Linked DNA regions of Homo sapiens: regions 1 and 2 are each linked to region 3. A link is an interaction called in ENCODE POLR2A ChIA-PET data of the cell type or tissue named here. Cell type or tissue: A673. All regions are shown on one strand.

Region 1 (5,000 bases), 280 kb before region 3:
AGCCTGACCAACATGGAGAAACCCTGTCTCTACTAAAAATACAAAATTAGCCAGGCGTGGTGGTAGGCACCTGTAATCCCAGCTACTTGGGAGCCTGAGGCAGGAGATTCACTTGAACCTGGGAGGCGGAGGTTGCAGTGAGCTGAGAAAAGTGACATTGCACTCCAGCCTGGGCAAAAACGCGAAACTCCATCTCAAAAAAAAAAATATATATATATATATATATAGCCAGACATAGTAGTGCACAGCTGTAATCCCAGCTACTCTTGAGGCTGAGGTGGGAGGATCGCTTGAGCCCAGGAGTTTGAGTCTTTTTATTATTATTACTATTATTATTATTTTCTTCTAGGAGTTTGAGTCTTCAGTGAGCTATTATTGCACCACTGCACTCCAGCCTGGATGACACAGTGAGAACCTGTCTCAAAAAATAAAATAAAACGAAATAAAATAAAAAGTATCTTTAAAAGAAACACACAAAAAGCAAATGTATGTATTGATCAGCTGATGAAAATATTACAGCCAGAAGCTTGAGGGAACCTAACTCTGTACTTCTAGGAGCGATGGTTCAGTATTTGATAATTCAGGCTTTGCCGTGGCTTTATGGAATGGAATTTCTGTGAATAACAGGAATCGATGTATCTTCCTTGTGTTACTGATTTTACTGTAGATCTGTTCACTTGATGTGATCAGAAAATCATAGAATCTCAGAGTTTATAGGGAAATCCCTTTGTGAAGAGCTTGGATGCTTCTGCTGATGGGGTGCTCACAACCATAGAACATATCCCATCTTAGCTCTGATGACCAGAAAGCACTTTCTTATGCAGACCTGAAATATTTGCTCATTGTAACTGTGCTTGTACGTTTTTATTTTTATTTTTATTTGAGATGGGGTCTCACTCTGTCACCTAGGCTGGAGTGCAGTGGCACGATCTCAGCTCACTGCAACCTCCGCCTCCTGGGTTCAAGTGATTCTCCCACCTCAACCTCCCGAGTAGCTGGGATTACAGGCGTCCACTACCACACCCAGCTAATTTTGTTTGTACTTTTAGTAGAGACGAGGTTTCATCATGCCAGGCTGGTCTTGAACTTTGACCTTAGGTGATCCACCTGCCTCGGCCTCCCAAAGTGCTGGGATTACAGGCATGAGCCACCGCACCCAGCCGAAAATGTTTGTACATTCTAATCCTGCTCTCTGGGGCCTCACAGATTAAGTCTGCTTCCTTTCTTAATATATTGTTTTCTTTGAGTATTGAAGATGCTGATCTTATTCTTCTCCCCTCTGTCTTCCTTCTCTCCTAATTCTGTCTTCTTCCTCCTCCACCCCACCTTTCCTCTTCTGTATCCCAAAGAGTGGCATTTAATCACTACCCCTTTCTCTAGGTGAATCGTTTCCTCATCCATCCATCCATCCATCCATCCATCCATCCATCCTTCCTTCCTTCCTTCCTTCCTTTCCTTCCTTCCATCCTCTCTCTCTCTTTCTCTCTCTCTTTCTTTCTTTCTTTCTTTCTTTCTTTCTTTCTTTCTTTCTTTCTTTCTTTCTTTCTTTCTTTCTTTCTTTTTCTCTCTCTCTCTCTCTCTCTCTCTTTCTTTCTTTCTTTCTTTCTTTCTTTCTTTCTTTCTTTCTTTCTCTTTCTTTTTGAGACAGAGTCTTGCTCTGTCACCCGGCTGGAGTTCAGTGGTGCGATCTTGGCTCACTGCAACCTCTGCCTCCCGGGTTCAAGCAATTCTCCTGCCTCAGCCTCTGGAGTAGCTGAGATTACAGGCGCGGGCTACCACACTCGGCTAATTTTTTGTATTTTTTGTAGAGATGGGGTTTCACCATGTTGGTCAGGATGGTCTCGATCTCCTGACCTCGTAATCTGCCCGCCTCGGCCTCCCAAAGTGCTGGGATTACAGGCATGAGCCACCGCACCCGGCCCCTTTCCTGATTCTTTCAATCCTTCCTTATATAACATGAATTTGTCCATTGCCCACTGTTGGAAGATACAAAACACAACAACGTTTCTATCTCTGTTGTAGTGAAATATACTTTCCATTTCTATACAGTCTCACCCTACTGTAGTCTTTCCTACCTAAATGTGCTCCTGGATTTCATTTGCTAATTCATTTTAAGTTGGTCCCACTTAAACCAAACTCTTTTAAAATACATCTGTTTTAGAAGTGGGCCACCCAGACCCTTAGGGTGGAAGAACGATTGTGATAACACTCAAATTATCTGTGCTCTTAAGGGATCCGATGTGACATGTTTTTACAGCCTTCTCACATACATACCGTTATTGAGGCTGGGTCCCAATTAATGAGGTACTATTTATAATTTTCCTCGAAAGCAACTGTTCGTTTTAAAAATAGCTTTTTAAAAGAAGGATTGTATTACATTATGGGAATGAAATCTGTTAAAGAAGGCTGCCTTCTGCTGCAGAAGAAGTGAGGGGATTATTTAGAGTGGGTTGTGTGTGTGTCACTGGAGAGATTACTGAGCCTGGGGGAGCAGGGAGGATTAGGGAGGTTTGACATAGGACAGCAGATTAAAAGAATACTAAATATGTATTACAGGCTCTCTCTTATTTCACATGATATTTCAATGCTGTCTCCTCTGAATAATTCAGAACTAGAATCCAACCAATAGCTTACCTAGGAAGGTTTATGAATGGGGTGAAATAGAATTACAAGTTTTCATCCCACCAGGGACTGTGTCTTCTCATTCACAATCATCAGAATTTGTTCTTCCTGTTTAGAACAAGGAGAAAGAGCAGGAAGACTAAAACGGGGTTTGGGGGAATCTATTTATCAAGACTTTTTTTTTTTTTTTTTTTTTTGAGACGGAGTCTCACTCTGTCACCAGGCTGGAGTACAGTGGCACGATCTTGGCTCACTGCAACCTCCACCTCTGGGTTCAAGCGATTCTCCTGCCTCAGCCTCCCTAGTAGCAGGACTACAGGTGTGCGCCACCAAGCCCAGCTAATTTTTGTATTTTTAGTAGAGACGGGGTTTCACCATGTTAGCTAGGATGGTGTTGATCTCCTGACCTCGTGATCCTCCTGCCTCGGCCTCCCAAAATGCTGGGATTACAGGCATGAACCACTACACCTGGCCTTATCGAGCCTTTCAAAGGCACATACAAGCTGTCAAATAATTAGATCATGCCTCAAAACTAGCACTTGATTAGATTTTGCCTTATGATTTTGGTCTTTCTTTTCCTCTCTTTTTATTCACTAGGACTTAGGTAAGTCAGTCCTCAAATATATAGTAGTGGGTATTTCATATCCAGGGAACTAAAAACTGCACTTAACATGTAATTTCTGACTCCCTAGCTGCTTTGAGGACTGTGACGTCTCAAAACCGCCAGCACCATTTGTTACCTGTACTCCATGGGACAGTACCCTGTCAACCAGAGTAGGCGGATCCACCATGCACAAAAGCAAAATGAAATAAAACTGAAGAGCAACTGCTAGGCTGAATCAAAAAATAAAAAGAGGGCCAGGGCCGGGCGCAGTGGCTCATGCCTGTAATCCCAGCACTTTGGGAGGCCGAGGCAGGAGGATCACGAGGTCAGGAGATCAACACCATCCTAGCTAACATGGTGAAACCCCGTCTCTACTAAAAATACAAAAAAAAAAAAATTAGCCGGGCACGGTGGCGGGAGCCTGTAGTCCCAGCTACTCAGGAGGCTGAGGCAGGAGAATGGTGTGAACCTGGCAGGTGGAGCTTGCAGTAAGCCGAGATCACGCCACTGCACTCCAGCCTGGGTGACAGAGCGAGACTCCGTCTCAAAAAAAGAGGACTGGGCGCGGTAGCTCACACCTATAATCCCAGCACTGTGGGAGGCCGAGGCAGGCGGATCACCTGAGGTCAGGAGTTCGAGACAAGCCTGGTCAACGTGGTGAAACACCATCTCTACTAAAAACACAAAAATTAGCCGGGAGTGGTGGTACACGCCTGTAATCCCAGCTACTTGGGAGGCTGAGGCAGGAGAATTGCTTGAACCCGGGAGACGGAGGTTGCAATGAGCCAAGATCAGGCTATTGCACTCCAGCCTGGGTAACAGAGTGAGACTCCATCTCAAAAAAAATTATATAAAAAATAAAAAGAGGTCAAGCATAGATGCTCATGCCTATAATCCCAGCACTCTGGAAGGCCAAGGTGGGAAGATTGATTGAGGCTAGGAGTTCAAGACCAGCCTGGGCAACATAGTGAGACCCTATCTCTACAAAAAATAAAAAAATAGCCAGCTGTGGTGGCCCGCACCTGTAGTCCTGGCTACTCAGGAGGCCAAGGTGGAAGGATCACTTGAGCCCAGGAGTTCGAGGCTGCAGTTAGCCATGATTGCACCACTGCACTCCAGCCTGGGTGACACAGCAAGACCCTCTCTCTGACAAAAAAAAAAAAAGAACAGTTTTGAATCTACTGGTGAAAGTTGGAGTTAGTAGTATACCCAATTCTGATGTCTTCACTCTTGTCCTACGGATGACAAGCTCCTGTATTAATTCATTTCTTGATTCTTGGTTGATGGTTCAGTTTGTCCTTTTGACTTTCAGAACCATTTATTGGCATCATATCATTCCAAGTCCTTTAAAAAACTCTGTGTAGACTTAATTCTGTGGGTGGTTTCTGAGTCTGGGTGGAATCACATACGAGGTAATTGAAAGAAGTGAGGACATTGATGATTAACTGCTACTTAATGGAAGGACGACAGAGTTAGGAATGATTTACTGAAGTTAAATTTGCTTAATGATTGATTCACTTGATGATTTAGGTGTTTCTTTTTTATTTGTTGTTGTTTTCTTTTTGTTTGGGGGAAGATGAGGATAAGGAAAAAGCAGTTTGCACAGGGGAAAGCAGAAAAGCTTTTCTTTTAAAAATTATATCTGTTTATGGCTGGACACAGTGATTCACACCTGTAATCTTAGCAATTTGGGAGGCCAAGGCAGGAGGATTGCTTGAGGCCAGGAGTTCAAGACCAGCCTGGGCAACGTAGCAAGCAAGACCCCATCTCTGCA
Region 2 (5,000 bases), 160 kb after region 3:
TATATCTTACACTCCAGCTCACTATTCAGCCCACATTATCAGTTTCTGAGAGTTCACCCTTCCCAAGAAGGTCAGAATAGATTTTCCTGGGGCTCGGACCAGAAGACAAAGACAATGGGAGTAGCTATTCTAAAATGTAGGTTTCATTATTACTCAGGGATGGTGGGGTCAACAGATAAGGAGACGACTGTCATGGTAAAGCTAGGTTGTTACTCACAGTTCCCCAGGGGAGGGACATGCCACCCTGGACAATGCAGGGAAACAGTAGGGTTGGCCATGCGACAGAGGCAGCGAGGGAAAAATGTGGGCAAAAGCCTTTATTGTGGTTTCTGCAGGAAGCAATGGGTGAAGCAGGGTAGGCAGGCTTAGGATTGGCTAGTTAGAATAATTTCAACAGGCTCTGGGGTGTAGGGGCTGGCACCTGGCCGTGTGGTAATTAAGATAGGGAAGTATTGGCCTGGAGTGGTAAGAGCCATATAGAGGAGGTGGTTGAGTATAAGCTGTGGATTGGTGGGTTTGCACATGAAAGGCACATCTGCAGACCAACCATTTACTATCCCTAAGAAGGCCAAGGGAGGTAGCTCACACCTGTAATCATAGAGCTTTGGGAGGCCAAGGCAGGAGGATCGCTTGAGGCTAGGAGTTCAAGATCAGCCTGGGCAACATAGTGAGACCCTGTCTCTACAAAAAATTTTTTAAAAACTGGCCAGATATGGTGACTTGTGCCTGTGGTCCCAGCTACTTGGGAGACTGAGGTGGGAGTATACTTCAGCCTAGGAGGCTGAGGCTGCAGTGAGCAATGATTATGCCACTGCAGTCTAGCTTGGGAGACAGAGTGAGACCCTGTCTGTATCAAAAAAAAAAAAAAAAAAAGGGTCGGGTGCAGTGGCTCACACCTGCAATCCCAGCACATTGGGAGGCCGAGACGGGCGGATCACCAGGACAGGAGATCGAGATCATCCTGGCTAACATGGTGAAACCCCGTCTCTACTAAAAATACAAAAAATTAGCCAGGAGTGGTGGCGGGTGCCTGTAGTCCCAGCTACTCGGGAGGCTGAGGTGGGAGAATGGCGTGAACCCAGGAGGTGGTGCTTGCAGTGAGCCAAGATCGTGCCACTGCACTCACTCCAGCCTGGGTGACAGAGCGAGACTCCGTCACAAAAATAAAAAAAAATGGCTTGCCCTGTGGGTTGAAGTCTCCCAGTAAGGCCAGTAAGGCCCCAGATACCAAAACATCAGAATAAAAATACATGCTTAGTAGGAAGCCCCCACAATTGCCCCTTTCCACAAATTGTTGCTTGGTGTCCTGAACAGGACTGAGACATCGCTACTCTCTCCCCCCTCAATAGATTGAGACTCTATGATTAGCAGGGGAAGGGTGGGGGCTGTTAGGGCCTAGAAGCATGTGATTTATCAGTCCTACTTAGTTCACCAAGTAGGAAACAGTAGATTCTGTCAAAGGTCTAGGGGAATGGCAGGTCACCTTTTAGGAGGGTGACTATCTGCCCTTGCTCCCTTCCCACTTCTGCAAAGCCAATGGGCACCGCAACATGGGAGGGAGGGGAGAGGTCTAAAGCTTCCACAGAGAAGGAGGTATCTAGGGAAACTAGCAGAGTTGCAGGGCAATGAATTCAGAGGAAAAGCAAGGAAAAGGAGAGAAGACAAGCAGGGCAGGGTGTTGAAGCAACTCCATCCCAAACCTGGACGTGGGCATGGTGAACATTGACCTTCCAGGGCCCAGACGCTGTGCAGAGATGCAAGAAATGCAGAGATGTACAAAGATGCAAGATGTGCAGATATGCAAGAGGACTGCCCTTCCTGAAAAGAGCAGACCAACAGCAGTGTGTATGTTGTTTGACAGTCAGCTCTCGAACCCATCTGAAAATCAGAAAAAAGAAGTTGGATCAAGGTGGGGTATAGTTTATTACAGTGAAAGGATAGAAAACAGAATCAGCGATGAGGTGAAGTCCAGAAAACCAGACAGAAGCTTCCAGAGCCCTCTCCCAGAACCCGGGAGCGTGGCGCTGTCAGGGAAAGGTCCAAGTAGACAAGGTCCCTGGGATGTCTTCCTTTTGCATGCCAGTGACTTGGGGAAGTGGAACAAGCTGGGAAACATAAGTGACCTGTGCCAAAGAGAGATAGCCTGGGCATCAGAGGAAGTATTTAAAGGTGCTAATGTTGCAATGAAAGTTATACAGCTGTTCATTCACAGAACCAATGAGTACCTACTATGTGCTTGGTATTAGGCCGTAGGAATATAGTGATGAGTGAAGCTGGTGTGGTTCCCGCCTAGTGCTTAGAGTGTTTTGCTGCAAAGCCTGGTCCTGACCCCTCAGGTAGAGAGCTTCCTAGTATCCTCAAATGCCGCAAGCTTTTGGGTGATCACTCTCAACACCCCGACCTTCTCAGTAGCTCCAGGAACACCACTTGGAGAAAGCCAAATGCTTATTCCATATAGCTGCACCACAGCTGGGGCCAAAGCAATGTTACATTTGTCATGACTCATAAGATGCCTACTCTGAGCCAGTTGCTGTGCTTTAGATCTATTAATGCCTCCCAAAACCCTGTGGAAATAGTTTGTTTGTTTGAGATGAAGTCTTGCTCTGTTGCCCAGGCTGGAGTGCAGTGCTGCAATGACTACTCACTGCAGCCTGGACCCACTGGGCTCAAGCAATCCTCCCACCACAGCCTCCCCTGTAGCTGGAACTACAGGCGTGCACCACCATGCCCAGCTGGTGAGTTCTGTAGAGATGAGGTCTCACTTTGTTGCCCAGACTGGTCTTGAACTCCTGGGCTCAAGTGATCCTTCTGGCTCGACCTCCCAAATTGTTGAAATTATAGGCATGAGCCACCACACCTGACTGTCGAGTAAGAGTCTAATCCCATTTTATGGATAAAATAACAGATTCTGGAACATTTGAGCAAGTTGCCAAAGGTCACCCAGAAGAAAAAGTAATTCAAACCCAGCATCATCTGACTCTAGAGCCAGTGCTCTTTGTAAATCCTCAGGCATCTCATGAAGATCCTTAATACAAATGGAAGAGGAATCTGAATTGCTAACCTGGTTAAATCATTCCAACTGCTAATAGGTGTTACGTCTCTTTCTAGGTGAGTAGATGTTTGCTTCTTGGTAGCATTTTGACTCACGGCTAATTAAATAATATGGAGGCACCCAAAAGATGAGTGTGTAATTTCCAGTTTTAATTTTTTTAATGAATAAACAACAAGTCTATTCTTTATTTATCTAGTTTAGAATGTTAATGAATAGCTCCCCCTTCTAATTTCAAAGCTGAGTATTTAAGGGAACCTGACACTTCATAAATATCGAACTGTGAGGTTTCATGTGTTAGTTTTATATAAACATTGGAATTGAGTAATTACCTTCCCTGCTATTCATTAAAATTCAAAATTAGATAAACAATAAGCAGAAATGTTTTTGTTCAGTATTATTCATATCAAGCACTTTGCTTATTATACCCTTACTTCTTTTTATGATTTCTTTTGTGCACTGTCCTTTCCCTTTGAGCATCGCCAAAAATGGTCCATTTTGTGAAGGAAAAAAAAAAAAACAACTCTGATTTTTCTTTGGCTTCCTTTCATCATTTAAAAAATCAGCTGAATCATCATTTCATGTACAGGAATGGTGGTGTCGAGAAAGGAATGGTGGTGTCGAGAAAGAAATGAAGGCTCAAAGCTGTAAGAGCTTTAGTCTCGGTCTCAGGCCAATCACTAATTTGTGGTGGGTTCTCCAAGGCAGGTAACTTCCTCTAACTGGGCTCCTGTTTCCTCATCTGCAAGAGGAGGAATTTGCACTGATGATCCTTCATTCATTTTTTTTTTGTGTGTGTGTGCATATATGTGCCAGGTGAGGTACTAGATGCTGGGGTTCTAGTGGTGAAGAAGAAATGACTGAAGTTTCTGCCATCACAAAGCTTCATCCAATAGCCGCACAAACAACAGTAAGATCACAATTATGTTCATTGCGTTTTAAAAAATTACATAACTTGTGAACCATTTTAATGAGGTTTGGACATAGAAAGATAAGGGGAAGGATCGTGCAAGAAGGGATACTTGAATTGCTGTCTGAAAGGATGAGTAGACACTAATTAGGTAAAGAAGAAAGTGTCAGGAGCCTGGAACAGATTGAGCAAAGGTACTCTGGCAGGAGGGGCTGAAAGGCTCATTTGCCAGAGAAAAAGAGAGAGAAGAATTAAACTACGAGATGAGGCTAGAGAGGAGAGGCCTGCTCAGACGAGCCGTATAAAGGCGCTTTTCTTCATCCTAAAAGCAGTGGAGATACATATCAGAATATATATGAATCATATTTCCTTGGAAAATGGTCTTGTTAGAGGTTAGATCCATTTAGTTTGGGTTTCTCTCCTTCTGCTAGACCTTTGGAGCCAGCCACCTGAGTGGTTTTGCTTGTGAGGCTATCTTAGGGATGTAGGCTCTAAGTATAGTTTGTAAGTTTATTACTGTTAAAAGAAAAACATCAGCCATATGAAATTTAAAGCAGCATAATGGAGCTATGAAGTATTCACCAGTCAGGCAACCCCCAGAATCACAGCAGACTCAAGAGAGACTCCAGGGGTGCCTTGTGGTTAGAACAAATTTACAGACAAAAAAGTAAAGTGATGTACAGGAATCGGAAGTGAGGTACAGAAACAGCTGGATTGGTTACAGGCTGGCATTTGCCTTATTTAACACAGTTTGAACACTCAGCAGTGTATGAATGGTTGAAGTACGGCGGCTGGGATTGGCCAACACTCAGCGATTGTTACAAGTTCATACTCCTAAGTTAGGTTTTCAATCTTGTCTACCTATTAAGTTAGGTTGCACTTCATCCACAGGGACTTAAACATAGAAGTACGGAGTCCTTCTTAGGCCATATTTAGTTTGCTTTAACATCAGTAAGTACCAGGTCACAAGCGGGTCAAGTCAGTGGACCCTAGAGCTCAGATATTCCCACTCCTTCCCCTTGCTTCTCCTTTGTGCCCTCT
Region 3 (5,000 bases):
TGTTATATATAGTGCTGGGCTCAGCAGGAGTAATTAAAAGGCGGGGGCCCTCATGGTCGGTAGTAAAATACCAAGTGTAGGCTGTTTAAGAAAAATGGGCCATTGATTGGCCATCAGCAAAACACAGGGTGGTACAGAAAGGACAGAAGAGGGAAGTCAGGCAGAAAAATCACACTGAACAGGAAAGGTTTATGCACAGGCTGAGGTTTGCTGAGTTGTGGAATAAAATATAACTTATTTGGATCACGCTTCTAAGCAGCACCATGGCTCAGAAAGAACAAACGTTTATCACATGCAATACCAGGCACTCAGATCTGCATAATCTCATTTAAAACTCCTGAAACCCTGGCTGGGTGTAGTGGCTCACTTAATCCCAGCACTTTGGGAGGCCAAGGCAGGTGGATCACTTGAGGTGAGGAGTTCAAGACCAGCGTGGTCAACATGATGAAACCCAGTCTATACTAAAAATACAAAACTTAGCTGGGTGTGGTGGTGCACACCTGTAATCCCAGCTACTCGGGAGGCTGAGGCACAATAATTGCTTGAAACCAGGGGATGGAGGTAACGGTGAGCTGAGATCACGCTGCTGCACTCCAGCCTGGGTGAGAGAGTGAGACTCTGTCTTAAAAAAACAAAACACGGGGCTGGACACGGTGGCTCATGCCTGTAATCCCAGCACTTTGGGAGGCTGAGGCAGGTGGATCATGTGAGGTCAGGAGTTTCAGACCAGGCTGGCAAATATGGTGAAAACCCATCTTTACTAAAAATGCAAAAATTCACTGGGCGTGGTGGCACGTGCTTGTATTCCCAGCTACTAGGGAGGCTGAGGCAGGAGAATTGCTTGAACCCCAGAGGTGGAGGTTGCAGTGAGCTGAGATCACGCCACTGCATTCCAGCCTAGGAGACAGAACAAGACTTCGTCTCAAAAAAACAAAACAAAACAAAAACCAAAAAAAAAAAAAAACCCAACCAACCAAACAAACAAAAAGAGAGGACCATGTGTGGTAGCTCACTCCTGTAATCCCAGCACTTTGAGACGCCAAGGCAGGAGGATCACCTGAGGTCGGGAGTTCGAGACCAGCCTGGCCAACATGGAGAAACCCCATTTCTACTAAAAATACAAAAATTAGCCTGGTGTGGTGGTGGGCACCTGCACTCCCAGCTACTACAGAGGCTGAGGCACGAGAATCACTTGAACCTGGGAGGTGGAGTTTGCAGTGAGCCGAGATCGCACCATTGCACTCCAGCCTGGGTGACAAGAGTGAAACTCTGTCTCAAACAAAACAAAACAAAACAAAACAAAACAAAACAAAACAAAACAACCACACAAACTCCTGAAACTCCTTCCAGGCTGGTGTGCAGATTCCTCTCTATCTCCATTCCGTAGGATACTAAACCAAGATTCAGAGGGGACCAGCCCTACCTTGCTCAAGCAAGACAATACAAAGCACGGTATTTTTAGTTGCCATCCCTAGGAGGAGAATCATGGACAGTTTTTTTTTTTTTTTAATTTTCTTCAATTTTTGCCCTAACATTTTGGGAAGACATAGGAGAGCGAGAAGAACAGCAGAATGGTAAGGGTCAAGGGAGAGTAGGAGTTTGTGCTGAAAACTAGAAACAAGAGGGAGAGAACTGGTAGACATGTTAGATGTATCATCTTGTATAATTATTTGTTCATTTTACAAATAAGGTGGATGAGGCTTAAAGAGTTTTAAAGGAACTTTCACAGCACATGAAGTATAGTCCCATTTATGTACCCATAATACATACGTAAATATATGCATGTGTGATAGGACCCTGTTTATGCATGAGTTTACTCCCAGCACTAAGGCAAAAGAACTGCCCTGTACCTTTCACTTAAAATGTATTTCGTGGGCCGGGCGCAGTGATTCACACCTGTAATCCCAGCACTTCTGGAGGCTGAGGCAGGTGGATCACTTGAGGCCAGGAGTTCAAGACCAGCCTGGCCAACATGGTGAAACCCCCTTCTCTACTAAAAACACAAACATTAGCCGTGCATGGTGGTGGGAGCCTGTAGTCCCAGCTTCCTGGTAGGCTGAGGTGAGAGAATCACTTCAACCTGGGAAGCGGAGGTTACGGTGAGTTGAGATCACACCCAGCCTGGGCGACAGAGCAAGACCCTGTTACAAAAAAAAAAAAAAATTGTGGCTTTTTAAAACCTCATTTTGAACAATATTTGATCACACAGACATATTGAAGGCACACAGTAGGGCATCTTGGACTGTAAATATCTCATTATAGAACATCTTTCATTGGAGAAACTCAAATAGTAATAACAGCTAGTATTTAGCACATAGCAAGTGCTAACTAAATATTGCCTGGAGCAGGTACTGCTTCCATTTGCTGACTCAGTTAATCCTCCCAACAACCCTGTGATATTAACATTAAAATCCTCTTTTCACAGGGGATGTAATAGAGACACAAAGAGCTTAAGAAACTTGCTCAAGCTTATATAACTAAGAAAGGGGTGGAGCATGAGTTGTAATTTAGACAGCCTGGTTGCAGATTGCAGCACAAGATTCTTTTTTCTTTCTTTCTTTCTTTACCTTCTTTCCTCCCTCCCTCCCTGCCTCCTTTCCTTCCTTCCTTTCTCTTCCTTTCTTTCTTTCTGTTCTTTCTTTCTTTCTTTCTTTCCTTCTTTCTTTTTCTTTCTTTCTCCTTCCTTCTTGTTTCTCTCTCTCCTTCCCTCCCTTCCTCCCTCCCTCCCTTCCTGCCGTCCTTCCTTCCTTCCTTCCTTCCTTCCTTCCTTCCTTCCTTCCTTCCTTCCTTCCTTCCTTCCTTCCTTCCCTCCTTCCTTCTTTTTGAGACAGGGTCTTGCTCTGTCATCCAGGCTGGAGTGCAGTGGCTCAATTACAGCTCACTGTAGCCTCAGTCTCCTAGGCTCAAGTGATCCTCCCACCTCAGCCTCTTGAGGAGCTGAGACCACAGGTGCATACACCACCATATCCAGCTAATTGTTTTATTTTTTGTAGAAATGAGGTCTCGTCATGTTGCTCAGTCTGATCTTAAACTCCTGGGCTCAAGTGATCCTCCCATCTCAACCTCCCAAAGTGCTGGGATTACAGGCATGAGCCATCGTACCCAGCTGAGCAAGATTCTTAACCATGCTGCTATGTCTGTTGTGGGCGATTATTAACAATCTTTCCAGAATGCTGAATATTAGCCTCTCAGAGGTACTGGAAGGAAGGCAGCATGATGGTATTGCTCAAGAGTGAGGATGGTTTCTGTGGAAGTCCAAGTAGGCATGCTCGGGGGGTAATAGGGTGCTGATGAATAGAGGCCCAGGTCATTTTGAAAACTGGAGGCATCTTACCAATGGACTTAGCAGAAGCAGATAAACGCCCAGGGAGAAGCTGAGAAGGGAAACCATTTCCTGGCACAGGGCCATTGCCTGCAGTTTGACAGGCTGTGGCCTGAATAGGGCTTTTGGCTAAGGAGTGAGCAGGGCTGAAAGCCAGTGCTGGTTCCGCTTACCAAGGCATGCACTTGCCCCAGGGCAGTGTCCATCATAGCAAGGTCCAAAGAACCAGAGGATTCCCAAGCTATGTCCCCTTGAAGCTCGATCTGCCCTGGGGGCTAATTTTCCTAATTTGCATAATGGAATCCCATGGATGCCCTCAAGCCTGTTGTGCCATACAGAGTGGGGGTGCTCCCCTGGAACCCACAAAGATTCCAAAGGCCTGGGAATTCTCTTTCCTTGATCTTTTTTTTTTTTTTTTGAGACAGAGTCTCACTGTGTCACCCAGGCTGGAGTGCAGTGGCGTGATCTTGGCTCACTGCAACCTCCACCTCCTGGGTTCAAGTGATTCTCCTGCCCCTGCCTCCTGAGTAGCTGGGACTACAGGTGACCGCCACCATGACTGGCTAATTTTTGTATTTTTAGTAGAGATGGGGTTTCATTATGTTGGCCAGGATAGTCTCGATCTCCTGACCTCATGATCCCCCCACCTCGGCCTCCCAAAGTGCTGGGATTACAGGCGTGAGCCACTGCGCCTGGCCCTTTCCTTGATCTTTATTCTTTGACTATCTCCATCTCAAGTAGTCACTTAAGTGCCTGGCCTGTGGCCAGTGATGGGCTCCTAACTACAGTTCTTGAAATAACTGGAGAGCAAAAGAGAAAGAGACTGGAACTTTGCCCAGAATGTGATCACTGATTTTTATATATTTATATATACACACACACACACACACACACACACACACACACACAGGGTCTTACTCTGTCACCCAGGCTGGAGGGCAGAGGTGCAATCATAGCTCATGGCAGCCTCTACCTCCTGGGCTCAAGTGATCCTACTGTCTCAGCCTCTTGAGTAGCTGGGACTACAGATGCATGCCACCATACCTGGCTAATTTTTTATTTTTTGTAGAGATGGGGTCTTGCTATGTTGCCCAGAATGGTCTGAAAGTTTTGACCTCAAGTGCCTCAGCCTCCCAAAAGTGCTGGGATTACGGACATGAGCCACTGCACCAGACCTGCTGGGAATTTTAAAATCACCTTATTATATATTGGGTCTCTCTAAATTTTGGTGACTCATGGAAAAGCTCATATAGCAAGCTTAGAGTCTACTCTTCCCAGTGTAAGTTTGCACCAAGATCTGGAAGGAGGTAAAGGTTAAGACATTGGCGCCAACTAGGTGTATTTGCTAAATAGGAATCCGATGCACAGGCTGTCACGTCAGTGTCTGAGACTCCCTGAGAAACTCAGGAAATGCGTGGGTGCATATTCATAGTCAGAGACATCTGAGGGAGGTTAGGAAGGGAAGTGAAGTTTGCAAGTTCAGAGGCCTCCTTCTCTACTTGGAGGAAGCCCAATCCTCCATGAAATGTAGAGTAAATGGAAGGCTGACTTTTGGAAAGTAGGGTGCACTATCCAGTTCTGGCCCATTTATATACCCATAATACGTACATAAATCTGAGCGTGTGTGATAGGACCCTATTTATGAATGAATTCTGTGTTTTTTCTTTTCTTTCTTTCT

What was found. ChIA-PET counts read pairs that join two places held together with the same protein. Peaks named below come from ENCODE experiments on the same cell type or tissue, not always from the same donor. Only the 100,000 strongest peaks of a DNase experiment are listed, where the experiment ranks them.
Region 1: POLR2A ChIA-PET joins it to region 3 with 5 read pairs; 2 of 35 experiments call an interaction of 5 or more read pairs at or near these places.
Region 2: POLR2A ChIA-PET joins it to region 3 with 6 read pairs; 2 of 35 experiments call an interaction of 5 or more read pairs at or near these places.

The regions. Positions count from the first base shown.
Region 1 is chr7:68,956,249-68,961,248 of GRCh38, reverse strand. No RefSeq gene overlaps it. Among named protein-coding and RNA genes, the nearest start is that of CT66, 640 kb to the left of the region's middle. In A673, no CTCF peak of the experiment used is centred here; no DNase peak of the experiment used is centred here.
Region 2 is chr7:68,516,882-68,521,881 of GRCh38, reverse strand. No RefSeq gene overlaps it. Among named protein-coding and RNA genes, the nearest start is that of CT66, 1.1 Mb to the left of the region's middle. In A673, no CTCF peak of the experiment used is centred here; no DNase peak of the experiment used is centred here.
Region 3 is chr7:68,678,089-68,683,088 of GRCh38, reverse strand. No RefSeq gene overlaps it. Among named protein-coding and RNA genes, the nearest start is that of CT66, 920 kb to the left of the region's middle. In A673, no CTCF peak of the experiment used is centred here; DNase peaks (open chromatin) are centred at 2,468, 3,038, 4,118, 4,738 and 1 weaker place; H3K27ac peaks cover 4,657 bases.